Linked DNA regions of Homo sapiens: regions 1, 2, 4 and 5 are each linked to region 3. A link is a loop called in an ENCODE intact Hi-C map of the cell type or tissue named here. Cell type or tissue: OCI-LY7. All regions are shown on one strand. Region 1 has its middle 200 kb from the start of MIR3201. Region 2 has its middle 290 kb from the start of EPIC1. Region 3 has its middle 280 kb from the start of MIR3201. Region 4 has its middle 45 kb from the start of TAFA5. Region 5 holds the start of LOC107985536 (a long non-coding RNA gene).

Evidence for each region. Peaks named below come from ENCODE experiments on the same cell type or tissue, not always from the same donor. Only the 100,000 strongest peaks of a DNase experiment are listed, where the experiment ranks them.
Region 1: a loop joins it to region 3, with 8 times the contacts of the local background. A loop is called at or near these places in 1 of 110 quality-filtered maps.
Region 2: a loop joins it to region 3, with 9 times the contacts of the local background. A loop is called at or near these places in 1 of 110 quality-filtered maps.
Region 4: it touches region 3 in a loop (9-fold over the local background); 1 of 110 quality-filtered maps calls a loop at or near these places.
Region 5: it touches region 3 in a loop (9-fold over the local background); 1 of 110 quality-filtered maps calls a loop at or near these places.

Annotation. Positions count from the first base shown.
Region 1 is chr22:48,069,101-48,074,100 of GRCh38, reverse strand. No RefSeq gene overlaps it. Among named protein-coding and RNA genes, the nearest start is that of MIR3201, 200 kb to the left of the region's middle. RefSeq lists a silencer at 3,822-4,022. In OCI-LY7, CTCF peaks have their summits at 161, 2,914 and 3,120 (motif pointing right); DNase peaks (open chromatin) are centred at 1,170, 2,060, 2,590, 3,150 and 1 weaker place; H3K4me3 peaks cover 2,465 bases; H3K27ac peaks cover 4,187 bases.
Region 2 is chr22:47,915,675-47,920,674 of GRCh38, reverse strand. No RefSeq gene overlaps it. Among named protein-coding and RNA genes, the nearest start is that of EPIC1, 290 kb to the right of the region's middle. In OCI-LY7, CTCF peaks have their summits at 1,798, 2,001 and 4,850 (motif pointing right); DNase peaks (open chromatin) are centred at 1,024, 1,424 and 1,934; H3K4me3 peaks cover 2,194 bases; H3K27ac peaks cover 3,107 bases.
Region 3 is chr22:47,994,390-47,999,389 of GRCh38, reverse strand. No RefSeq gene overlaps it. Among named protein-coding and RNA genes, the nearest start is that of MIR3201, 280 kb to the left of the region's middle. In OCI-LY7, no CTCF peak of the experiment used is centred here; a DNase peak (open chromatin) is centred at 2,769; H3K4me3 peaks cover 719 bases; H3K27ac peaks cover 2,150 bases.
Region 4 is chr22:48,441,753-48,446,752 of GRCh38, reverse strand. No RefSeq gene overlaps it. Among named protein-coding and RNA genes, the nearest start is that of TAFA5, 45 kb to the left of the region's middle. RefSeq lists enhancers at 1-1,042, 2,258-2,387. In OCI-LY7, no CTCF peak of the experiment used is centred here; DNase peaks (open chromatin) are centred at 1,502, 1,922 and 2,312; H3K4me3 peaks cover 1,553 bases; H3K27ac peaks cover 1,442 bases.
Region 5 is chr22:48,096,102-48,101,101 of GRCh38, reverse strand. It overlaps LOC107985536 (a long non-coding RNA gene), which reads right to left and starts at 2,333. Exons shown (of 2, transcript XR_001755616.2): 1 at 1,453-2,333; 2 at 897-1,354. RefSeq lists enhancers at 2,201-2,440, 2,511-2,720, 2,741-2,850. In OCI-LY7, a CTCF peak has its summit at 520 (motif pointing right); DNase peaks (open chromatin) are centred at 2,311, 2,671, 3,161, 4,021 and 1 weaker place; H3K4me3 peaks cover 4,245 bases; H3K27ac peaks cover 5,000 bases.

The DNA.
Region 1 (5,000 bases), 75 kb before region 3:
TACTCCTTAGACTGTGCTATGACGCTCCCATTACACTCATTCATTCATTCAACATATAATTATCAATGAATGCAATGAGAAGAAATCCAGGCTTGGCTCTTTCATTTACAAAGTTTACAAAACAGGGAGTCTTGCCATACCTATCTGTTTATTAATCTATTTCCCCACCTCCCACTAGATGGCTTCTCCAAGGCTAGGACTGATAAATGTGTATTCCTAAATTCACTGGCCAAATACAAAGAGTTCTAAGCAAATCTTGGATGAATGGAGGGATGGATGAATAAATGGATGGGTGAATGAGTGAGTGGATACATATATGGATGAGTGAATGGGTATATAGATGGGTGGATGGTTGGACTGATGGATAGATGGTTGTTTGATGGATGGATGGATGGGTGGATGGGCGGATTGCTGGATGGTTGAATGGATGAATGGGTAGATGGGTAGAAGAACGGATGCATAGATGGGTGGATGGGTGGGTGGGTGGATGGATGAGTGGATCCACCCTGGCATGCTGAGACCGTGACTGAGGCAGGGCTGGAGCCTAGGCTGATTGGAAGAGTTAGCTTTTTGGGTCACCCTGAACATCGGTGACTCTCCCAACTCAAGACCCAAAAGATCTGGAGAGTTGCCCGGGGACAGGTAGGAAAGGGGTGTCACCCCAAGGCCAGGGCAGTGGGAACAGCAGCTTTCAGCATAGACATTAAATGAGAATATTGTCTGCAGAGAATTTAACACCCATTATAAAACCCAGGAAAAGCCAGCAGGCTTTTTATTGTCACTTTTCATTGGCAATTTTGAACACTACTAGTAATAAAATATCCCTTACTTGTGAAAAAAACCTTTCTTGGTCTACATTCTAAGCATTTTCTCTATTTACCACTGAGTTTTTAATCACACACATATACTCACATACACAGACATATGCATGTACACTCGTGCGTGTGCATATATACAAATATATGTCAATAGACATGTACCTCAGTATTAGTTAATTTCATGTGTCGACTTAACTGGGTGCCCAGATTAAATGTTCCTTTTAGATGTCTCTGTGGTGGTGTTTGGGGGAGATTTGCATGTGAATGGGTGGGTTCAGTGAGGTAGAGTGGGTGGAGATCTTCCAATCCCTTGAGGTCCTGAGAAGAACAAAGGCTGAGGATGCAGGAATTCACCTCTCTTTTGTTTCCTTCTGCCAGCAAGAGCAGGAACTTGTTCTTCTCCTGCCTTGGGAACTGCGGTTTACACTGCCAGCTCTTCCGGCTCTCAGGCCTTCAGACTGAGGCTGGAAGTTACACTACCAGCTCTTGGGGGTCTCCAGCTTGCGATGGCAGATCATGAGGCTTCTCAGTTTTCATAATCCCATGAGACACTTCCTTATTTTTATTTATTTATTTATTTTATAATTTTTTTTTTTGAGATGGAGTCTCACTCTGTTGCACAGGCTGGAGTGCAGTGGTGCGATCTTGGCTTGCTGAAACCTCCGCCTCCCAGGTTCAAGTGATTCTCCTGCCTTAGCCTCTTGAGTAGCTGGGACTATAGGTGTGCACCACTATGCCTGGCTAATTTTTGTATTTTTAGTAGAGATGGGGTTTTGCCACGCTGGCCAGGTTTATCTCAAATTCCTAACCTCAGGTGATCCTCACGCCTTGGCCTCCCAAAGTTCTGGGATTACAGGTGTGAGTCACTGCACCCGGCTGCCACTTCCTTATAATAAACCTCTCCCCATCCTTTCTCTCTCTCTCCCCCAGCTCACTCTCTCTCTATATATAAATCTATAGAGAGATGTGTGTGTATGCACATACACACATGTTTATCCTATTGGTTCTGTTTCTTTGGAGAACCTTGACTAATACAACTTAAAATTAACTTATTTGTATTATTCAACCTTTAACAAACATTATTTTCTACATGAAATTTGATTTTTTAAAAACTCTGGTTATACAGTGGGCCCCAGTGCAGGTGGGCTCAGCCATATGGGTTGATTTTAAGCCAAAGGTCACATGCGTATGGGACTTACAGAGCATCAGTGGCCTTGCTCTGCATCACTGCACTGGCTTCTGTCCAAGGAGCTGATTTGCAGTGAGCAGCCGTGGCACGGGGACTGCACAGAAGAGGCCCTGGAACACGGCAGCTCCGGGGTTCTGTGTGGCCACTTGAAGTTTTTACCCACATTTAAAATCCGAAACAGAGAAGTAGCCTGCAAACTTCGTGGTGTAATATTTTATTTGGCACATGCAAATTTTGTCTCACACATGAAGTATTTCATTGAGTTCTGATATCTTGGAAATTTATTATTTGAAAATTGTTAATTCTTTTAGAACTTAAACAGTGGGTCAATATTGTAACACGGTTATGACTAAAAATACTTTTGGAATTTAGAGGAAAGGCTGCTAAGACGATCGATCCATCCCTGTGTCAGCCTGCTGGGTACGCGGGTGCATTCAGTCTTCTCCACAGGAGGGGTCTGCGCAGGGTGAGGGGGCTTTACATCCGCAGGTGTTTGTGGTGGACCAGATGCTTGTGTTGGTAGATCCACATATAATATCTGCAACTCTCTACAGACCCTCAAAAGTGCATTCTCTCAAAACATGCAGCTGGGACTCATACCAGGGACTCACACTGCAGGCACCTGCTTTCAGGCCTGGACATTCTCGCCAGACAGACACAAGCTGAGCCAGCAGTGTTCACAGGAGGTCTTCTTCAGAAAGCCATCCAGTACCTGGGGATGGGGAGGTGTGCGTGCTGAGCGGACACCACATTCAGGACTTGGGGAACCCTTAAGGGGCCCGAGTCTCTGACCACCGGGTCCTGCCTGACCTTTTGCATGAAGGTTGCGTTTAAGTTAGGGCTGCCAGAAAAAAGACAGGATGATGTGTTAATTTCAGAGTCAAAATTTCAGGTACACAATGAATGTTTTCAGTATAATTTTGTCCCATACAATACCTGGGATTCTTTATACACTGAATGTTGTGTTCCTTCAAAATGGATCTGTTGAAAACCCTAACCCCCAATGAGAACACACTTGGAGATACGGCCTCTGCAGAAGTAATGAAGGTTACATGAGGTCATGAAGAGGGGCCCTGGCGCACTAGGATTGGTGTCCCCTATAAGAAAAGACACCAGAGGACGCTCTCATTCTCTCCCAAAGAAGAGGTCATGTGAGCACGCAGCAAGCTGCCAGCCACCAACCAGCCAGCAACAGAAGAGGCCTCAGAGTAAAACCTACCTTACCAGCCCTTTGATTTTGGACTCCCTGGTCTCCAGAGCTATGAGAAATCAACCCCTGTTGTTAAAGCCATCCAGCCAATGGTGTTTGTTATTGCAACCAAGCTGACTAATGCAGACTTAGTCTATTAAAGCGGTAACTTTTTTTTTTATCTGAACTTGAACTTGAATCAGCATCCTGTGCTTTTTTTGTTTGTTTTTGTTTTGTTTTGTTTTGTTTTGTTTTGAAACAGAGTCTCGCTCTGTCACCCAGGCTGGAGTGCAATGGTGCAATCTCAGCTCACTGCAACCTCCACCTCTCAGGTTCAAGTGATTCTCCTGCCTCAGTCTCCCGAGTAGCTGGGATTACAGGCGCCCGCCACCACACTCAGCTAAATTTTTGTATTTTTAGTAGAGACAGGGTTTCACTGTGTTAGCCAGGATGGTCTCAATCTCCTGACCTTGTGATCTGCCCGCCTTGGCCTCCCAAAGTGCTGGGATTATAGGCGTGAGGCACCGCGCCCGGCCTTGTTTTTAAAATCTAACAGTCCTTGTTTAGGCTGCCAGCTGGACTGTGAGATAAGGTCTGGGTCTGGGGGAGAGTAGGTGACATCTGGGAACTTCTTTCTTCCTACGTTGCAGCACTTCTCAGAGCCTGTAAGATAACCAGCTGGCACCACTGCGTGTGTCCCTGCCTTCTCCTGAGGTCAGATGGCTACACCTGGCATCTCAAGGATGGTCCTCCCTTCCTTGAACCCCCACGGGTGGGTCATGGGACAGCTGGTGCACTCAGCCTCTATCATTCAACGGCATCTCCACTAAGGCCACCAATGAGGCTGAATGCCTCGCTCCCTTGCCTTCCATCCCCAGCACAAGGAAGGCCCCCAGCAGGGGCTTCATGCGTGTTAGGTGATTTTGGAGCAAGGATACACACTTGTAGGATTGCTTTAGGGGATGTTTGGGGCTGAATTATGGCCCCTCAAACGTGTATGTTGAAGTCCCAACCCCCAGTACTTCACATGGTGACCATATTTGGAGCTAGAGGCTTTAAGGAAGCAATTAAATAGGTAAAATGAGGTTTTACAGTGGGACCTAACCCAACAGGACTAAGAAGAAGAGATGAGGACACAGACACCCACAGAGGGATGCCCATGTGAGGCCTAGGGAGAAGACAGCATCTACCAGGCCAGGAGAGAGGCCTTCAAAGTGTGCACAAATGTGAACCTGAAGGAGCCAGTCCTTCAAGATGGATCCCAAGTGGCTAATTGGGCCTAAAACAGAGCCAAACAGACTTTGCTGACTAGAGGTCACACTTGTACTCTGAGTGCCTTGAAAACCCCCACCTCTATTCAGCTGTGGGACACCAGTGCTCACCTGAACCAACCAATCAAGAGCTCACCTGCCTCAACCAATCAGAACTCAGTGGATTTCAATCCTTCATTTGCATAAGCAGACCTGATGGGGAACCTGGTCTGTTATAAAACCTGAGCCTTCCCTTTGTTCTCCAGAAGGGAATGTTGTGTCTCCCGGGTTTGCAAATTGTTTGCTGGAATAAAATCTCTTTCCTCTGAATTCCTTTTCAGATAACTTACGTTCACAGAAGAAACCAACCCTGCCAACACCATGATCTTGGACTTCCAGCCTCTGGGACTTTGAGAGAATAAAGTTCGGTTGTTCAAGGCACCCCAGTCCTGCATGAGGACACTGACGCCGGGTGGTGGTGGCCAACGTCCAGGAGCTAGAGTGAAACACACAGCCCCTGCAGGAGTCAGCCAGGTGCCTCCTCTCAGAATCCA
Region 2 (5,000 bases), 79 kb after region 3:
AGTGAGGAGGATGATGGCCATAACCGCAATGAAGGCAGTGACTTCACCACACAGTAGGCATGCTTAGAGTGGGGGGCCCTGGAGTGTCGACGGGTGGTTAGTGTGCACTGCATGCTGGGCCTTGAGTCCTGCTTTCCAGGACTGACGTGTAATCCTCTTGCCAACCCTACACAGCACAGACGATGATGAGTATTTTGAATTTATAGATGAGGAAACTGAGGTTCAAACAGATTAAGTAATCAGAGTCCAGGTCTGTCTGATCCACAGGCCTGTGCCTTCCACACGGCGCTATCCTGCCTCACGGTGGGAGGGCGTATTCAGTAGGGGCTCAGCATATTCAGGATAAGGGACTCACAGACAAGGATATCAAAGAATGACTGACAGGTGAAATCCAGGCTGGGTCAATTCAGAGAAGGCTCTGGAGGAAGGCTAAGGGGGTGCGACTTAATTCACACTGGTGATGGGGAGCCAGTAAAGGATTCTCAGCCAAATGGAGCAGGTTGGAAACTTCTTAGGGTGATTGGCAGAGGGATTGGAGCCCTTTAGGTGCATGGTCACGTAGGAGAGCCCCATGTTCGGGCAGGTTTGCAACTTCAGCAAGCTTTATTGTATGGGTACATTGTGTGCCCAGGTGGGAATAAGCACACTTCGAACAGAATTCTTGAGCGGGGGTGGGTGATGCTTATCTGGTTGTGCCATTTGGAGCTCTATCTTCTTGTTCCAGGGATCACAGAACAACCATTCAGGTGGATGATGCACGGAGGAATATTTAACTTAGAACATGATGGTGAGTTCAAAACCATTGTTGACAACAGCCTGAATCTGCTCCACCTCTGAGCATGCCACATCCATCAGTGCAGGTCTAGGTACAGACAGCCAAATGTGGACAATGGCCCACAGGTTGATGTCCGGTGCTTTGAGCAAAAGGCAAGGTGAAGACTCTGTGATTGCAGAAACAGGAAGATAGGGCCTTGGGGCTGCTGGGACCTCGATTTCCTCTCTTCATTTTCCTGGGAGGTCTGTGCTGCTCTGGGCACATGCTGCCAGTTCAGACACCACATTCTCAATCCTTACACATGTGCTTGTTCAAGGTTCTTTCAATAAGCAGTCTCTATCGATCCATTTTTGCAAGGTTTGCTCCCTCCTATGTGCTGTAAAATGCTGCTGCCTGTGGTGCTGAGTAACTTGGGGATGGCCACACTGGCTTGCCAGGCTCCTCAGCCCCCACCCCAGGGAACTGGGAGCTGCATCATGAAAGGGTCAAATGCAGAGAGACTGCCCAGCGCCCACGGTGGCCCAGCAGGCTGGGCATGCGTGATCTCCGGGCATACAGCTCGGGCCCCTTGTTGAATAAGCTCTACCTGTAGGAGCCAACAGCCAGCCGTTAGTGCTGCCGTGGAGCCTAATTGAGAATTACCAGGTGGCTGAGGCCCAGACAGGGCTTTGTGCTGGGGTACTCAAGCAGAAATGTTGCTCAGCCCGTGGTGATCCTATTAGGAAGCGGAGAAGTTAATGAATAGTGTGTTCTTTCTTGCTTTCCCTGTCTGCCTTCAGCACGTTGTGTTTATCTACTTATGTATGGAAATCCAGGCCTTCTTAGTAGGCAGAGCAGAGAAGCAGCTTCTTGTCTCACCGAGGAACTGCACAAATCATTCCATTCAGGCAGAAGGCTTGATTGGGCTCTTTGAGTCTAAATAAGATGTCCTTAACCCTTCCTCCACCCAGACCCTTGTTGTTTGAGATGGGCTCTTTTAGGCTGCAAGAAACAAAGAAATGCTCAAAGAACAAAGAAATTCCCAGAGAGAGATTTTTATTATAAGCTACAAGAGACACAAGAGGAGGAAGAACAGCTGCAGAGCCGGCTCCGGAAGCAGGAGCTCGCGAAGGGCACCCAAGGTCGCCAAGGCTCTGGCTGAGCTACCGTGCCGTGTCCTGCGGAGGTGCAGAGGCTGTGGTTTCCCGTGTGAGTTTCACGTGTGTGACTTTCTCTCATGGCCTCCTCTCTAGCACTCAAGTGCAATCAATCAGACAGGGGGTCTGATGGCTCCCGCCAGTCACCATCTGTGGGGCCAGGCTTCCTCAGGGGGCACTGTGGGTGTGGAGGGAGTCTGGAGCCATGCGACTTCCTGGAATAATCTAGGACATCTGTCAGAACATGGAACTGCTGTTATTTGACAGAAGCAGCAGCCACCACTGTCTGAGCATTGATGGTGCACCAACCACTGGGCTCAGTGTCTGTTGCAGTTATCGAATGTTGCATGATGGATCACCCCAGCACTTAGGGGCCTTTATCGTGTACACAGATTCTATGAGCCATACATTTGGGAAGAGTTTGCTGGGTAGTCCTCGCTTGGGGTCTCTCCTGTCTGCAGTCAGATGTTGGCCAGGCTGTAGTCATCAAAGTTTGATTGAGATGAAGGGTCTACTTCCAAGGCCTCATCCACATGAGTGGCATTTGTTGCCAGCTGTTGGCTGGGGGCCTGGATCCCTCTCTGCACAGAACTGTCCATGGGGCTGCCTGAGGGTCTTCCTGGTGCGCTGGTTCCTTTCTCTCAGAACTAGCAATCCAAGACATACCGGGTGCAAGCTAAAATGACTTGCATGAATTAGGCATTTTCTTTGTATCCCCTGTCCTGATACCAGTGCCTGGCATGTAATGGCACTTCCTTCCTAACTGAAGGAAGAAGAGAAGGAAGGGAGAAAGGAGAGGGAGGGAGGAAAGAGAGGGAGGAGGGAGAGGGAGGTAGGGAGGAAGGAGAAGGAGGAAGGAGAGGGAGGAGAGACAAGGAGGAAGGAGAGGGAAGAAGGAGAGGGAGGAGGGAGAGGCAGTAAAGAGAGGGAGGAGGGGAGGAAGGACAGGGAGGAAGGAGAGAGAAGAGGGAGAGGGACTTAGGGAGGAAGGAGAGGGACTAGGGAGGAAGGAGAGGGAGGGAGGCAGTAAAGGGAGGAAGGAGAGGGAGGGAAGAAGGAAAAATTGTCAAAGTTTGATTGATTTTTCTAAATTAAAGAGTCGCAATACTAAGCTTTTAACCATGCATCAGGACAGATTACAGAGGGCCCTGGGATTGGGCCCATTGCTTTTGGGAAGCAGTGCCTGTTCATGGTTCTGTGCAGGGTGAGTGCCACTGAGTTACACTAATAATCTAAGCCTACCCAGTGGGTTTCTGCTAATGATAAACATCTGAGAACTCACTCAATTTTTCTCCTTCCTCGTTTGCTGACCCTTACGTCAAGGTGTGTGTGAGTGGCCCTGCACCTGAGGATTTCTTTCTTCTGTTATTTTCAATACCAGCTAATTGCATCCTCTCTAAGGCTGCCCCTCCGGCCCAATCCTGCCCCCAGACTGTGACCTCAGCAGGAGCCTTTATACCCTCCCTCCTAACTGCTAAACACTTGGGATTTCCAAGGGCTTGACATAGAATTGGAAGATGTCTAATTAAACTGATTCTTCAGTGTTTGTGAATAAAACAAATGTCCAAGAAGCCATAGAGCATCAGACGCCAAGGACAGGGAAGGGTCCCAAAATCTGGGACACCAGCTGCTCCCCATTTATGATGTGGGTGCTCAGGCTGTGGGGGGGCGGACAGAGGACTGGGAGGAGGAGGAGGTGACCTTGGAAGTTGTTTTTACTAGAGAATCTATAAAATCTGTATGTAAGGAAGCTTCTTTGTTTATGAGCTCATTTTTGTCCCAGGCAATAACTTGTCCTATGTCATGGCGTGATGGTTAGTTCTGAGTGTCAACTTCATTGGATGGAAGGATACAAAGTATTGATCCTGGGTGTGTCTGTGAGGGTGTTGCCAAAGGAGATTAACATTTGAGTCACTGGGCTGGGAAAGGCAGATCCACCCTTAATCTGGGTAGGCATCATCTAATCAGCTGCCAGCATGGCTAGAATATAAACAGGCAGAAATATGTGAAAAGAGAGACTGGCCTAGCCTCCCAGCCTACATCTTTCTCCTGTGCTGGATGCTTCCTGCCCTCGAACATCGGACTCCAAGTTCTTCAGTTTTGGGACTGGGACTGGCTCTCCTTGCTCCTCAGCCTGCAGACAGCCTATTGTAGGACCTTGTGATCATGTGAGTTAATACTTAATAAACTCCCCTTTATATATCTATCTATATATATATAAAATTATTTCTGTATATATACAGAATATATGGAATATGTATATTTCCTTATTTCAGTGAATATATATACAGAATATATGAAATATATATATCCCATCGTATATATATATATCCCATCATATATATATATATATCCCATCATATATATATATATCCCATCATATATATATATCCCATCATATATATATATATATATATATCCCATCATATATATATATCCCATCATATATATATATATATATATCCCATCATATATATATATATATATATATATATATATATATATAGTTCTGTCCCTCTAGAGAATCCTGACTAATACACGTGGTTTACCCCATGTGTTCTGAACATTCCAGAGATCCTGTTTGCTGAATTACCTTTTTCTCATATATCCCTTGTCCTTATACAAATGCCTGTCATGTAATGCCACTCAGAAAGTACCTATGCAAAGGAAGAAAGAGAAGAAGGAAGGAAGGAAGGAAAGAAGGAGGGAAGAAAGGAAGGAAGGAAGATATATACGTATACACACACACATACATATATTCCTGTGATACGGTTATATCGGAATATATGTATCATTCCTATACTATATATATGCACATATCATAGAACCCCCAGAACCCCAAGCATACCACCTACAGGAGGTGGGGAAGGAATTATAACAATTCCAAAATGGGAAATTATGAGAGAAAGCAACATTTACACGACTGTTGTGGCTGGCACATGGGGGCACTGTTGAGAAAATAGCCCAGTTACCAGCATTCTGTTTATAAAGGCCTCAGGAAGGGTTTCTCCTGAGCCACAGCATGGGAAAACTCACACTTGTTCCTGAAGATTTTAAAAAGTTATTATTCTGATGGACACTGAATCACA
Region 3 (5,000 bases):
CCAGAGAGGGAGACCCTGAGTGCCTCCCAAATTCAGAGGCCACGCTTGCAACCCACAGACCCTGACCATGCCGCTCAGATCCCTGCAGGACTTGAGGGAGCTCCTTCCATGGTGGACCTGAGGAAGCGCCCACTGCATGGGACACTGCAGCCCCCATGGTAGAAGGAGCACAAGAGGCTTTGGTCTTTGCATGTTGCCAGAGGGTGAGCCAGGGTGATTCAGCCAAGCTTGGTGATGCTGCTGCTGCCCCTGACCTGAGACACAGGGACCCATTCTCCTCAGTGCATGTTCAACAGGAGGGGTGGACATTGTGCTTATTAGGTGCACATCATGCATCAGGAAGCTTCATCCCTGATGCCCTGTGGGGCATATACTATTGCATCTCATTCGACGAGGTTAAAATTAGACAAAACATGGTCCAGCAAGTTCACAGTGCTCCTGGAGGCACACGGCCAGGCACCATGATGCTGGACAGAAAGCCCTGGGGTGCAGGACAGGCAGGCTGATGGGGGACAGGGGCTGGGGCTGGGGTTGGGCTCTGCCACACGTACTGGTGCTCAGGACAAGTCACCTGTCTGTGCACAGACATGCAGGGAACTCTGAGTCCTCACCTTCGTCTGCACCTCCCAGGAACCACACGGGAGCCTGGCTCTTCCAGAACCAGGCCAATGTTCTCAGGAAGGCCAAGATTCAAGCAGCACAACCAGGAGATGATGTTGTCCAAATGCTTGTTAAAATAGAGACACTCACTACAACCTCCGCCTCCTGGGTTCAAGCGATTCTCCTGCCTCAGCCTCCTGAGTAGCTGGGATTACAGCTGCTTGCTACCACGCCCAGCTAATTTTTAATATTTTTTGGTAAAGTCAAGGTTTTGCCATGTTGGCCAGGCTGGTCTTGAACTCCTGACCTCAGGTGATCCACTCGCCTCGCCTCCCAAAGTACTGGGATCACTGGCGTGAGCCACCATGCCCGGCCTCTAAAACTTTATTGAGCTATAATTAACATACAAAAATCACACACATTTGGAGGATACATTTCGATGAGTGTGGGCGCAGGCGTGTGCCTGAGATGCCATCTTCACCATCAAGTACTAAAGACATGCGTCACCTGCCAAATTTCCCGCTGCTCTTCTGTGTGTGAATGGGGAGGGGGGTGTGAGGGTGTGTGCCTGTGTGTTGGGGTGTGAGGGTGTGTATGTGGTAGGAACACTTAACATGAGGTCTCTCCTCTAATGTATTTTAAAGTGTGTGAGACTGGACTATTAAACACAGGCACCGTGCTATACAGCACGTCTCTGAATATGACTGCATGCCACCACCGCACAGGCAGGGCCAGAGAGCCCTGGGGCAGCGTGTGAAGTACCCAGAGCACCTAGCACATGCTAGGAGCTCAGCGAGCACTCACGGAAGCCTCAGTTACCCACCTCTGTTCACAGGAGGTAGGGACGGTCCTTGCACAAGGTATAGGGAGAGGTGGCTCCTGGATGCCGGCAGCCCTCCGTGAGTGTTTAATCAGCTAGCAGAGGTGCCAAGATGGCAGAAAGGGGTTTAGACATGACATGAGTGACGTCACTGGGTTCCCAGGCCTGCCTGTCCCTGGGACAGCACTTCCCACCCTAATCATTCGCCTGCCACTGGGTAGGTCATCGCTGTCCCCACCCCAGCCTCATCACAGCCCACTGTCTGTGTCTCAGCATTGAATTCTGCTCCTTAAAAGATCAGAAGAACTTGCTTTAGTGATTTGAGTCTCATTAATTGGACATGCCCTCCTCCCTCACAAGCCTGCCCTGGCCAGGGTTCCTGCTTTTGAAATGCCGGTTAAAAGCTGCCTCACACTCCCCTTCCTTTGTTCCCCTCAATTGTTTCCTCCCAAGCCCTTCTTCCTCCTTGATGAGAAGCCATAGAGCCTTCTCTTTTCTCAGTGAGTATCTTCCAAGAGATTCCCCATGTTCAAGTGTCCGGAACTGTGTGGCTTAACAAGCTTTACACCTACTGTGTACTGGCACCCAAGCACAAAGACATGACTAATTAGTGGACGGGCATTCCCAAAGAGATGGGAGTCTCCTGGGGAAGTCGGCACACAGGACACGGATGAGAAGCTCACAGCGGGCTGGCCTGTGAGTGTCCTGGGTGTGGGGGGGAGGGGGTGATAACACGTGGCCACAAACCTAGCAGCTTAAAACAATGGACATTTCTTCTCTCCCAGCATGGGAGGCCGGAGTCTGATATCAAGGTGCCTGTAGTGCGGACGCAGCACTCCAGCCTCTGCCTCCATCTTCACATGACCTCTTCTCCCTGTGCCTTCTCTTTTGTCTCCTACAAGGACACTTCTCTTTGGATTTAGGACCCACCCTGATCCAGGATGACCTCATCTTAATGACTTCTGCAAAGACTTTATTCCAAATAATCCCACATTCCAAGGTTCTTCATGAATGGATCATTTAGGGGCCACAATTCAAATAGACAAAACTATAACTAAATAGGGCCGTGGACCAGGCACAGAAGCCATGCAGAGGAGGGCAGATCACCAGTGACCTGGGGGCAGGTAGGGCCCCGGAGAGCTGCACCTGCACCCAGCTGAGGTCAAAACCTGCCTCCTTCGCCTCTGGGGTCAGCACCCAGCTTGGCGGGGGGAATCCAGAGAGCTGCACCTGCACCCAGCTGAAGTCGAAACCTGCCTCCTTCACCTCTGGGGCTGGTACCCAGCTTGGCAGGGGGGAATCCAGAGAGCTGCACCTGCACCCAGCTGAAGTCAACAGCCACCTCCTTCACCTCTGCGGTCGGCACCCAGCTTGGCGGGGGGAATCCAGAGAGCTGCACCTGCACCAAGCTGAAGTCAACACCCACTCCTTCACCTCTGGGGCTGGCACCCAGCTTGGCTTTCATTTGCAGCTGGACTGGAACAGGCTTCTTCTGAGACTTGTTTCTTCAAGGGCGAGGATGTGTGCATTAAACTCAGCCCTACATTCATGACCCTGTCCCTACACTCACCTCGAAGACAAATTCTGTTACTCAAGGAGCTTCTGACTTGGAAGTAAAGCAAAGATAGATGGGCCTCATGTCTCCGACCCCGGGGATGACCCCGAGAAGGCACATAAATTGTGTTGAGGGGAGAAGGTGACTCCAGCTCCTGGTGCCAATCCCCAGGGAAAATGTAATGAGGGAACATTCAGCTGAGCAAGGCTCCTTCTCAGCCTCCCATGCAGATTGGCCCCAAATCAAACAGATCTGCTGGGAGAGCTGAAGGAGATGAATTTTCTTTAGCCCCTCTTAATGGGCCCTAGTGCACACTGGGATGTGATGTAGAGTAGCCCTACCTCTCCAGGACACGCACCCGGTCCTAGAGTTCCATAGCTGAGGGTGTGGGCCCCACTGCCTTCCCTCTGCCCAGGCCTGAGGCCCAGGCTGGCGTCACTGCCCCCAGGACAAAGGCTGGCCCCTTTGGGGAAGGAGGAAGACCAGGTCTCCCACGGGGCAGAGCACAGGGCCATTTTGTGCACCTCGCTCCCCAGGTGAACTGCATCCTCTTGGCTCTCATGGGGTGGAGCCCACCACCCTGGGCTGGTCCTCGGGGGTCTTGAGCAAGAGGCCCTGCCAAGCAGCAACACTGGGACAACCCCAGCATCCACCTCCTACCTTGTCAGACGAAGGCCATCAACGCCCTCCTCTCAGGAGGCAAAGCGGGCAAGGTGTCTGTCGCCCAAATCCTTGACTTAGAGGATCCTTGAGCTTTAGCTAAAAGTAGGATACATTTAAAAATAAAAGCAGTTGTTTCCATTTATGGCACACAGACCCCCTGTGTGCCAGCCCCGTGAGGAGTTTCTTTAGCAATTTGTCTGGTTTATTCCTGGGAGGCGGCTGTTATCGTCCCGTTTGGAAGAGAAGATCAGAGAAGTGAAGTCGCTTGGCCGAGGTGTCTGCTGGCTGGGGTTCTAGCAGCCTCGGCCCAGCTCTGCGGCTCTACTCCTGCCGGGTCCCTGCCTTGCACTTGCCTCCCTCCCTCTCTCCAACCCTGTGGGATCATCCGGCACGTGGGACTTGACAGGCACCAGCAGGTAGGAGGGTGCGCGTGAGTTCCCAGCGTGCTCACCGTGAGGGCCGGCCCACGGGGCCACAGGCCTGCTGCACACGCACAGGGTTCACAGGCCCCACTGGAGCCCCAGCAGCTGGAAGGTCTTGGCTGTGGATTTTGGTTTGTCTACACTCCTTTTTATATTAGAGAAAACTTGTCACAGCTCTCACACGTTGTCACTGAAGGCTCATTACTCTGAAATGTCACTTCAGTTAGGAACATCATTATGCGTGAACATATGCTGCAAATGACACAGGGATTGCAGAGAATTTGAAAAGATGTGATTTTTTTTTTTCAGAGCCACATTTTAGCAGGGACGAAGTCAACATTTTGACATCTAGGAGAGACTTAGAGGTAGAGGGGAGTCTTGCTAATCTCCTCGCAGACTCTGAGTATTTCAGGCCCAGCAAGTTGTTGCTTTTAGAAAGATGGGCTGTGCGTCACTCTGACCGGGAGAAGAGACGAAGGCGTCCAGGGATGTCTCAGCCTGTGGAGCTGAGATTCCAGCAGGATTGTGTCCTGCTGAAGCCCAGGTCCTGCCCGGCTCCAGCTCCACACCAAGCGTGTGGCCACCTTGTTCTCTGCAAGGGGAAGCTGCAGGTTCATGCTGTATCATTTGGATGAAGTTTGTTGTTGTTGTTGGTTCCATGCCAGGCATGCATCTGGAATTTTGTTTTATCTTAGGGACTGTGTTGAGGAAGAAGGGAGAGGACAAGATCTTCAATCAGTTTGGTGTTGCAAATAGCTGATGTAGTTATTTGATCCTCTCATTCCTTGGACAATTATTAAGCACCTACTATTATTTGATTCTCTCATTCCTTGGATAATTATTGAGCACCTACTATATGCAGCATGATGAGAGGCCTGATTGAGAAATACATTAAAAGTGCATATAGTCTAAGGAGTAGTAATGAAGGCCACTCAGCCAG
Region 4 (5,000 bases), 450 kb before region 3:
AGAGCTCACAGTTGCCGATGGCAGAATCACAGAATCGAGACCACTCCTCACCAGGGTAAGAAGGAATGGGTGTATCCAGAGACAAGTAGACACGGCAGCGTCTGATCTTTTATGACTCAGCCTGGGTCAGCTCTTTCATTAAAAATTAGAATTCCTGCTTCATCATTTTCGTGGCTCTGACTCACATGTGATGAGAGGTTTCCATGATCACCCATAAATTTCAATGCTCATTTAAGGGAAAAAAAATAGTTGTGGGAATTTATGATGAATAGGGTAAATTTTTAGGAGCCAGCATTGGGCTGTCAGAGGCCCAGAAGGTCTCCATCCCTGGAGGGGGTTGGGGGGTCTGAGAGAAGCCTCACCTCCCTACCTGTCACTCCTGCAGCTAGAGCCACCCACCAGCTCTCTGGGGCCGCTGGTCAGCACACTCTGACCTGGGCACACTTGGCAGGGAGGAGAGAAGGACTCCAAATCTCCCTAACTTCAAACAGGAGCTATCCAGGCTGCAGAGTTCCATGAGGCATCAAAGTCAGGAAGACGGGCGGCGCCTGCATCTTCTAAAACTATTGTTGGCCAGTGTCCTGTAGGAAGGCCGGGCGCGGTGGCTCACGCCTGTAACCCCAGCACTTTGGGAGACCGAGGCGGGTGGTTCACAAGGTCAGGAGATCGAGACCATCCTGGCTAACACGGTGAAACCCCGTCTCTACTAAAAAAAAAAAAAAAGACAAAAAATTAGCTGGGCGTGGTGGCAGACTCCTGTAGTCCCAGCTACTCGGGAGGCTGAGGCAGGAGAATGGCGTGAAGCCGGGAGGCAGAGCTTGCAGTGAGCCGAGATCATGCCACTTCACTCCGGCCTGGGCGACAGAACGAGACTCCATCTCAAAAAAAAAAAAAAAGAAAGAAAGAAAGAAAGAAAGGTGGCACAAAGTTGGGGGTGGTGGGGAAGAAACATTCTCCCCACACTTTGGTTTCCATGAGGGTCCACGTACATTGCCGCTCTCGAGCCCCAACACGAGCTTTTTGCCAGGGCTACAGTGGGGTGCCTTCCTGGGCAGAGGGGAAGCTGGGCAAGTGTGACTCACACTCACCATGGGAGCTGGTGCCTGCAGGTCGGGACTCATCCTGACCAGCTCCTCCTCACCGGCTAGTGTGACTGAGAAGCCCTCTTCGTGCTCGGCACTGGGGGACCAGCGGGGCTGCAGAGCTAGGCGTGCCCGTGAACCTCGCTCCAGCAGCAGTGAGCATGCCTTTTGATGGTAGTTTGCTTGTTTATTTGTGTGTATTTTAATTTAACTTCCATCCTCCTGGATTCTTCATATACCTCAAGTCATTCTGGACGAGGACAGAGAGAAAGCTGGGCTTTCCAAGGACTTTCCTGGCTATAAAACTGGAAGTCCCAAATCTTGGGCACCCCTCAGTCCTGAGCCACGCAGGTGTGAAAAGAGAAGTCTTGTGAACCGACCTCTCAAACCAGCTTGCCTGGAGACAGAAGATGCACAGTCCTGCCCCGTTCTGCTGTTTGCAAGCGGTCCTCTTCAAGGAGGGCTTGAATTTGCCAGGTCTCAGTTTTCACAGCTATTTCATGGGAGTAAAACTCTGCCATGTAACCAGGAGTTAAAATGTGCCATAGACTTACTCCTTGCAGAGGAGGTTTCTGCTTGCAGAGCAGCAGACGATAGAGAAAATGTCACTGCCAGTGGGAGTTCTGGAGGGCTCGCTGGAAGAGGCAACTGCATTTCGGCCAGGTCTTGAGGATTCCAGGAAGGATGGCTTGGGGCTGCTGGGGGTGGCAGAGCCTCCATGGGTGGCCACCATCTGTGTGTGTCTTATGCCTCCTCCCTCCTTCCCTCTTACCCCGCCCCAGCACAGAGCAGGTGCTCAGGAAACATGGCCTACATTGCAGCCTCTCATGGCACTGGCCACAGGACTGGAATTTCCTGGAGATGCTAATCCATCAGCTCCTCCAGACGGGGTGCTGCTGTCTGACATCCCAGCTGCGGCAGGACTGACTCTGTAGGCAGGTGGGCAGTCAGACCAGTGGCTCCTGGCCTGGCTGTGCCCTGAGTGCCTTCTCCAAGCCAGTTCAGGGTGTACGGCAGGCACTCAGTGTCCTGCATGGAGTGGGCCCGCATCCTTGTGTTTTGCAGCTGAACAAGACCCGGCCCTGCCCTCCCAAATGTGTCCTCCAGCCGGAAGATCAGTAAGCGTGTGTGAGCGCTGCAGGCATGCGCTGGCCGAGGACATGTGGTTGCTCGCATGAGTGAGCCAACCAGCCTGTGGGAAGAAGTGAGAGAGCCCCGCTGTGCAGACCTCTGAAACGAAAGGCACCCGCAAATCCCAGAGAAGCTTTGATCAAAGCCTCACTTCTGCTTTTACCAGCACAATGCCAGGTCGGTCACCTGGGGCCCTGGGGCAGCTCCAGCCACAAGAAGTTTCTCTTAAGCAGCCCCAGATCTGCATCGGTGAGCACATGGGCATCTGTGAGGCATCTCCTGGGCGCTGGGCTCCATGAGCTGTCCCTCTTGGTGTGGCCATAGACAGAGGCTGGGTTGATCCATGGGTTCTGATGCATTAATGATAATGTCACTGATACAGGGAGACTTTGCCTGAGAAGCTGGGGCTGGCCCATTTTTCATTAAATAATATAATTTGTTGCATTGGTACGCAAGGACAAATAGCTCTGTCGAGCTGAAAGCCTGAAAAAAAAAGGTAATATAGTGTTGTTATTCATGAGCTGAAGCCACGCTTGGAGAATATTCCTCATTTTGACTAAAATGTATCTTCTGCCCACTCAAAGCAAATGCAATTTTCCTTTTTATGACTATCGGTTATTTACATAGAAAAAGTTTAAGTAAGGTCTGTACTACCAACAGCCACTGCTCCCTACAGTGTGGCACCGGAGGGGTTGCTGGGGTCAGGTCCATGCAGGGGCCTCTGGAGTCCCCAGAGGGAGGGAAAAAGGCAGGGTGAAGAGAGCCAGGGATACCCTCCCACTTGGCCAGACAAGAAGCCCCTTGAGAGAAGGGACAGAAACCCCATGCCACCTTCCTTCCCTCCCTTCCCTTCTTTCCCTCCCTCTCTCCCTTCCTCCCTTTTCTTTCTTTCCTTCCTTCCTTCCTTCCTTCCTTCCTTCCTTCCTTCCTTCCTTCCTTCCTTCCCTCCTTCTTTCCCTCCCTCCCTCCCTCCCTGCCCCCTTCCCTTCCCTTCCCTTCCCTTCCCTTCCCTTCCCATCCCTTCCCTTCCCTTCTATTTTACTTTCTCTCCCTCCAAGAGTCACTTGGCTACTTCCTTAATGTCCCATAGGATGTTTCTCTGGGTCTGAGGAAAGAGAAATCTAACAGTTCCTCCATCAAGATGTAGGCTGGGTGCAGTGACTCGCCTGTAATCCCAGCACTTTGGGAGGCCAAGGCGGACAGATCTCCTGAGGTCAGGAGTTCAAGACTAGCTTGACCAACATGGCAAAACCCTGTCTCTACTAAAAATTAGCCAGGTGTGGTAGCAGGGGCCTGTAATCCCAGCTACTTAGGAGGCTGAAGCAGGAGAATCGCTTGAACCCAGGAGGTGGAAGTTGCAGTGAGCCAAGATTGTGCCATTGCACTCCAGCCTGGGCAACAAGAATGAAACTCCATCTCAAAACAAACAAACAAACAAACAAACAAAGATGCTATAGGTTGGGTTGGGTACAGACACAGTCAGCTAATTTTTGTAATGTGTGATGAGCCTGTTTGCTCACCCATTTACTCAGGACTTATCGTTCTAAGCCGAGCCCCACCCCAGGCTCCAGGTGCAGTGGGCACCAGTGGGGATGCCCCTCCCCTCATCCTCAGCCTGGCCTGGAGCCATCTTGGGAGCTCACAGCCACCCTGACTGTTGGAGACTCACCCGAAAACAGGACACAGCCCCGTCCCCGGGAGCTCCTGCTGCAGCTGTCCTGTTGGGCTCGGCTCAAGGCACAGCAGAAGGACAGAGAAAGGATGGGAGCCTGAACCTCACTCCTTTTAGGCCAGAGCCCAGAGCAGGTCCTGGGGCCACGCTGAGTTCATCCCCCGCTACATCACCTGTCATTGCATCTGACCATGGGATTATTATAATTAAGGACAGAGAGGAAAATGTAACTATTAAGGATTTTATACAAGTAAAACTAGTCAATTTCCCCTGCAGGGCCTTGCCGGCCAAGTCTATGTGGGCCAGGCACAAAAAAACTGGAGCTTCAGACTCATGGTGCACAGCTCAGGGCTCAGGGTTAGGGCTCTGGGCTCAGGGCTCAGGATTAGAGCTCAGGGCTCAGGGTTAGGGCTCAGGGCTCAGGGCTCAGGGTTAGCGCTCAAGGCTCAGGATTAGGGCTCAGGACTCAGGGCTCAGGGTTAAGGCTCAGGGCTCAGCGCTCAGGGTTAGGGTTCAGGGCTCAGGGTTAGGGCTCAGGGCTTAGGGTTCGGGGCTGAGGACTCAGGGCTCAGGGTTAGGGCTCAGGGCTCAGGGCTCAGGATTAGGGCTCAGGGCTCAGGATTAGGCCTCAAGGTTCAGGGCTCAGGATTAAGGCTCAGGGTTCAGGATTAGGGCTCAGGGCACAGGATTAGGGCTCAGGGCTCAGGGCACAGGATTAGGGTTCAGGGCTCAGGGCTCAGGATTAGGGCTCAGGACTCAGACTCCTGGCTCTCCTCCCCTGCCATCTTTCTCCCGGGGTCTCAATATTGATACGGCATTCACACAATCCAAACATATGAACCTAGTAACAAAGGGCTTGCATATTATCATGGAGTTTCCCAGAATGTAAAGCACCAGGGGCCCAGGATGTCTCCTGGCTTGTCCTCTGCTGCCCTTCCCAACTTCCAGATCACATAGTCCTGTCCCAAAGGCCTCCATGAGCAGGACAAGTCTGTGCAGACACTAGGAGGCTCTCAAAGCCAGGAGACACTGCAGGTCAGGCTGTGGAGCCGTCGTTCCCCAGGCAGGGGGCTTGGACCCACAGACAAGGCTCATGGCTGAGGTGAGCAGGCAGG
Region 5 (5,000 bases), 100 kb before region 3:
ATTAAAACCCTTGAATTGAGCTGGAAGAAGAGGAGATATTCCTAAGGAGAACACTTGCCATTTTATGGACCAGATTAGACCCAATGAAGAGGAAAATGAGACAGAACCACCCGCACTGTGTTCAGGAGTCCAGGCTGTCGGAGGCGCGTGTGGGGTGGCTGGAGAGGGCAGCGAGGCCAGGCCAGAGGAGACGGACGGCTCTACCAGGACATGGCGGCTGAGGTGACCCCCTGCAGGGGCAAGCCCACTGGAGGGGGCCCTTAGGTGATGTGAGGAGCTGCAGCACCGGTTACCAAGAAGGAGCGTGGTTTTGAGATCTGAATGAAACACCTTCACCATCACCGATGACCTTCCCGCCTCTTTCTCAGGGTGGAGGAGCAGGGAGTCCCTACCCAGACAGAGCACAGCTGGGAGAAAGGTGGGGCAGGAGTCCCAGGGAGATCCAGGGAGGGGCAACGCTCTGGGCAGAAAAGCACAGAGACAGTGACAGCAGGAGCCCAGGGAACATGGGGACCTCCAGGGGGACCCCTCCCTCATGCAGGGGAAAATGAACAGAGCTTGGGAACAGAGCACTGGGGTCCCGGAGCCTTGGACTCCCAAACTCTCACCTGCAGGACAGAACCAGAATGAGCATGTTAGGAAACCCAGTGGCTGGACAGGGAGGGGGACAGGGAAGGAGGGAGGAGGAGGAAAGTAAGAGGAGGAGCAGAAGGGAGGGGAAAAGTGGGAGAAGGATGAGGAAGAGAAAAAAGAGGATGAGAAGAAGGAAGAAGAGAAGGAGGAGGAGGGAGAGGTAAAGGGGGAGGAGGAAAATAAGAGGAGGAGGAGGCGGCAGACAGAGGAGGCTCTGGGGTCCAGCACTCAGTTTCCTGACTTATAGTAAAGACAGATTGGAGTCACCCAAAGAAGTAGATTAATATTTTCAAGCCCATAACTGGGTCAGCTCCAGGGAGGAAGGTGACAAGGAAGGGACAGTGATGTGTGGGGCATATTGCCCTGGTGGAGGGAAGGTTTGGCCATCAATGAAGGGCTTTCATTACCCCAGGCCTGGAGGATCCCAGATCTTCAGAGGCCCAGCTCTGCACAGAGCAGCTCCTTCCCAAAGAGGCCACCCTGGGCCTCTGAGCAGCTGGATGGATCTGCCTCCTCCTGGGTTCAACTGGCCGAGCCCTGGGGAAGGCTCACAGCTGCAGCAGTGTCAGTGCTGGACACAGGACAGATGACCAACAAGACACCGCAGAGCCGTGACCTTCTGGGAGGAAGCAGCCCCAGCAAGGGTGGCTGCTGCGGAAGGAAGCCTGAGCCCCCGGGAGCCCCTCGGGCTTCCAGAGCGGAGTCGGCAGCTGAGCTGAAACTTGCAAGAGAAAGAGGATTTCAATTTAGATTTTCATTTTTCTCTGGAAACGTGATAATTGGAAGGGCTCTCACTGCTCCAAGGAAGGCATGATTCACCTTGTTGTCACCAGAGCTCATCCAGTGGTACCCCAGACCCACAGGGCAGCATGGCAGGGCAGGCTGCTTGGGGAGCAGGTGGGCCGTGTATTCCCCATCTGACTGCAGCAAGGCCTCGAAGCTCGGCTCTGAGGTGCTCCTGTAAGGCTTCCAGATGCAGAGCCAGGCTGGCAGGTGCGGACTCCAGCAGACACGCAGCCTCCTGTGAGCACAGCCTGCCCGCAGGTCATTTGGGGGCCCAGCCAGGGGCCATCCTGGTGGTCTCTGCTCTCTGCATTGCTGCAGTCCTGGCTTGCGGCTGCATGGGGAGTGGGGTCAGCCTGGCCCTTCATGGGTGCCAGCTCTTCAGTTCTGGGAGAGGGCAGGTGGCCTCAGGACTACGGCTTTCACCAACACAAGTGACCAGAGCATGGTACTTCAAAGGCACTGGGGTTTGTTTAGTGTTTAAGCCCATTCCAGTGCTTTCTGCCCGCTGTCCTCTGATCACACCTGGGGGGTGCTGTTATTGGGCTCCCCAGCCCTCTGAGGATATTGGCAGTAAGGGCTGGGGAGGTTGGGGAGGTTGAGCAGTGGGGAACAGGAAGGCACCCTGGACGAGGTGCCCGGCAACGGCAGGGAGACATGGAGGCTCTGGGGAGGGCCCCGGTGGGGTGGGAGTTGAAGCTTGGCGTCTCGAGCTGACACCCTAATTTCAAATCCGTGCCGCACTTCTCGTGAGCTTTGGGGAAAGTTTCTTGCCCTTTCTGCACCTCATATTTCCCATTTGTTAAAGTGAGGATCATGACAGCACATACCTCATAAAGCGGCTCTGAGGATTGAGTGAGTTAATATGTGCAAAGCGCTTTCAGCATTTCCTGGCGGAGAATGTGCAATGGAAGTGTGAGCTATTCCTCAAGTTGTTCACGTTTTAAGCAAATTAGATAAAGACAAACTACTCTCTTCCTTGATTACCCAAACCAGCAGACAGTGTTTACCTCAGCATGGAGTTTTTTTCAGGTTTGTTTTTTAATTATAAAAGAAGTAACATTTGATAAAACATGCAAACAATGCAGAAATTCACACTTTATATACATTCCCGGAAGTAATTATTGTTAACACGTAGGTATGTGGCTTTTCTTCTGTTCACATATTAACACATACACTTTAAAAAAAATAAAGTGGCATCAAAACGAAACCATCATATCAGTTGGCTTTCGTTTCCTGCAGAAACCAGATGTGTCTGTGGGTCACTGCAAATAGATGCACCTGCTCCCCTTTCCTGCTCACACAATACCACTTCCTCATTCAGCCATTTTCATCATCCATATTTCTTTTTTCATTTTTTTCTGTTAAAAACAGCATCACTGGGAACATGCTTATGCAGTAACTTCTGAGCACTTTGTGTCTATAAAACAGACTTTTCAAAATGAAGCATCTTACAATGTTTATAGGTGATGTGTGCTGTCAAATTCCTCTTTATAACCATTTTCCAGTTAATGATCTCACCCCAAAAATGAAAGAGTGCCCAATTCCCCCACACCCCTTTTAATATGATCAGTGTTTCACTTCTTTATTCTTGTGATAGATGAAAATCACGTTTTCTTCTTTAGTTCACATGGATGCGTTAACTTTGAGGTTGAATTAGGGAGTTCTGTTTTGCTTTTTCCCAATTGACTTAAAAGACAATGAAAGATGTAGCAGACACGTGCATTTGAGATGTAAGCATGAACATGATCAAGGTGGGGCAGAGGGGCCATGCCTGGTGGCCCCTACTGGAAGCGCTTCTCTGGGAACCTGACCACAGGAAGGCCCTGCCCTCCCCACCTGGCGGGCCGCACACACACACAATTGTGTGTGGGGTGATTTGTGGTCCTGTCAATTTTAAAGGGTGAGGCACCCCCTAAAACCTTTTTTGTTAAGGCGTTCACTAAACAAACAGGGAAGCAGGCCACACTGGAGCCCATGGGAGCCAGCTCCTCCACACAGAGGCTGTCAGGATTTGAACTCAGGGTGCCTGGAAGCCATGAGTCTCCGGTGCCTTCTCCTGTGTGCTCCAAATAGTGCTTTGCCATCTTGCTCATGTGTGACCTCTCCCAGGGGCCCCTCCTGACCTTCCCAGAGTGCAAGCGCCACCCCCAGCCTTTGCAGCTGTTGGCGAATGTCACCTGCACCTTTCAGCACTCTCAGCCCCACCTATACCCCAGCATACCGGCCGCTCACCTTCACTCCCCCAGCACCAACGCCAGCACTGCGACAGGGAAGGGGCCTTAGGATGGAAATGGCAGCCCTGTTTGGTCTGATTTTGAAAGAATCCCAGGGCCAGAGAGGGCTGTTGGGGGTAAAGGGAGTTCCTTTCCCCGAGGCAATGGGGATGCGTCAGGAAGACGCCCATGTCTCTGTTACCCCAGCCTAAGGCATGCCTGCCCTGGGGCCCTCATTGCAAGGGGACCCCACAGACAGTGAGACTAGAAAGAAGCAAGCAGATTCTTCCTGGTACATCCAGGCAGCAGGAGTGGCAGGGTGGTCAACTGGCGTGAAGCTGGCAGCAAGGAGGGGCTGCCAGGTGGCTGCAGGCATGGAGGGGCAGGGGTGGTATTCGCTCTGGCTGAGTTGCAGCCTGATGGGCAGGTGGGGGGCTCAGCAGATGCCTCAGGCAGGACCCAGAGCCTGTTCTGCAGCTCCAGATGGCAGGGGGCAGGGAGGAGGGGCTCCTGCAGGCCGGGCTGCAGCCAGGTCAGCAGGGGTGAGAGCCCTTTGGCCAGATAACCCTCACAGCATCCTCTGCTTCCACATACTCCTGGGATGTGGGGCTACAGGTTTCTCCAATCCTTCCAGGCATGGGAGGAGAGAACTGGAGCTCTCATCCCGTTTCCTGAACAAATAAAAGCAAATGAAATATCACAGTCAAGCAGCAAGCTGGTCCTAGACAGACACCCTGGAGTCGCGGATGGACCTGGGAGACACTGGCTGAGGAGGAGACACTGGCTGCGCGGATGGACCTGGGAGACACTGGCTGAGGAGGAGACACTGGCTGAGGGCTGCTGCGTTATTCTCCTGCCCAGGGGGATAGTCTTGGGCCTGAGTTTGCCCTTGGTGAAGTCTCCTGTCCTGCACCAAATTCCAAGCACGCTGGCTGCTCACTGCAGGACAGAGTCCAGATCCTCCTCACTAGGCTGATCCACAGAGTGGGCTCTTTGCCCTGGTCAGGACAGGCTTTGGGCTGGGAAAAGGATTCTGTCCAGTCCAGACCCCAGAAGCCCCTTCTGAGTCCGGCAAATGAGGCAGGGCCTGATATGCCAGAGGAGATGCTTAGCTATACCTCCCAATCCCACCTGTACCTACACATCTCACCTGAATCTCCCCTTCCCACATGGACCTGTCCATCCCACCTGCACCTCCCCACCCCGCCTGCACCTCCCCACCCTGCCTGCACCTCCCCACCCCGCCTGCACCTCCCCACCGCACCTGCAACTCCCCAACCCACCTGCACCTCCCCATCCCGCCTGCACCTCCCCAACCCTCCTGTACCTCCCCATCCCGCCTGCATCTCCCCATCCCGCCTGCACCTC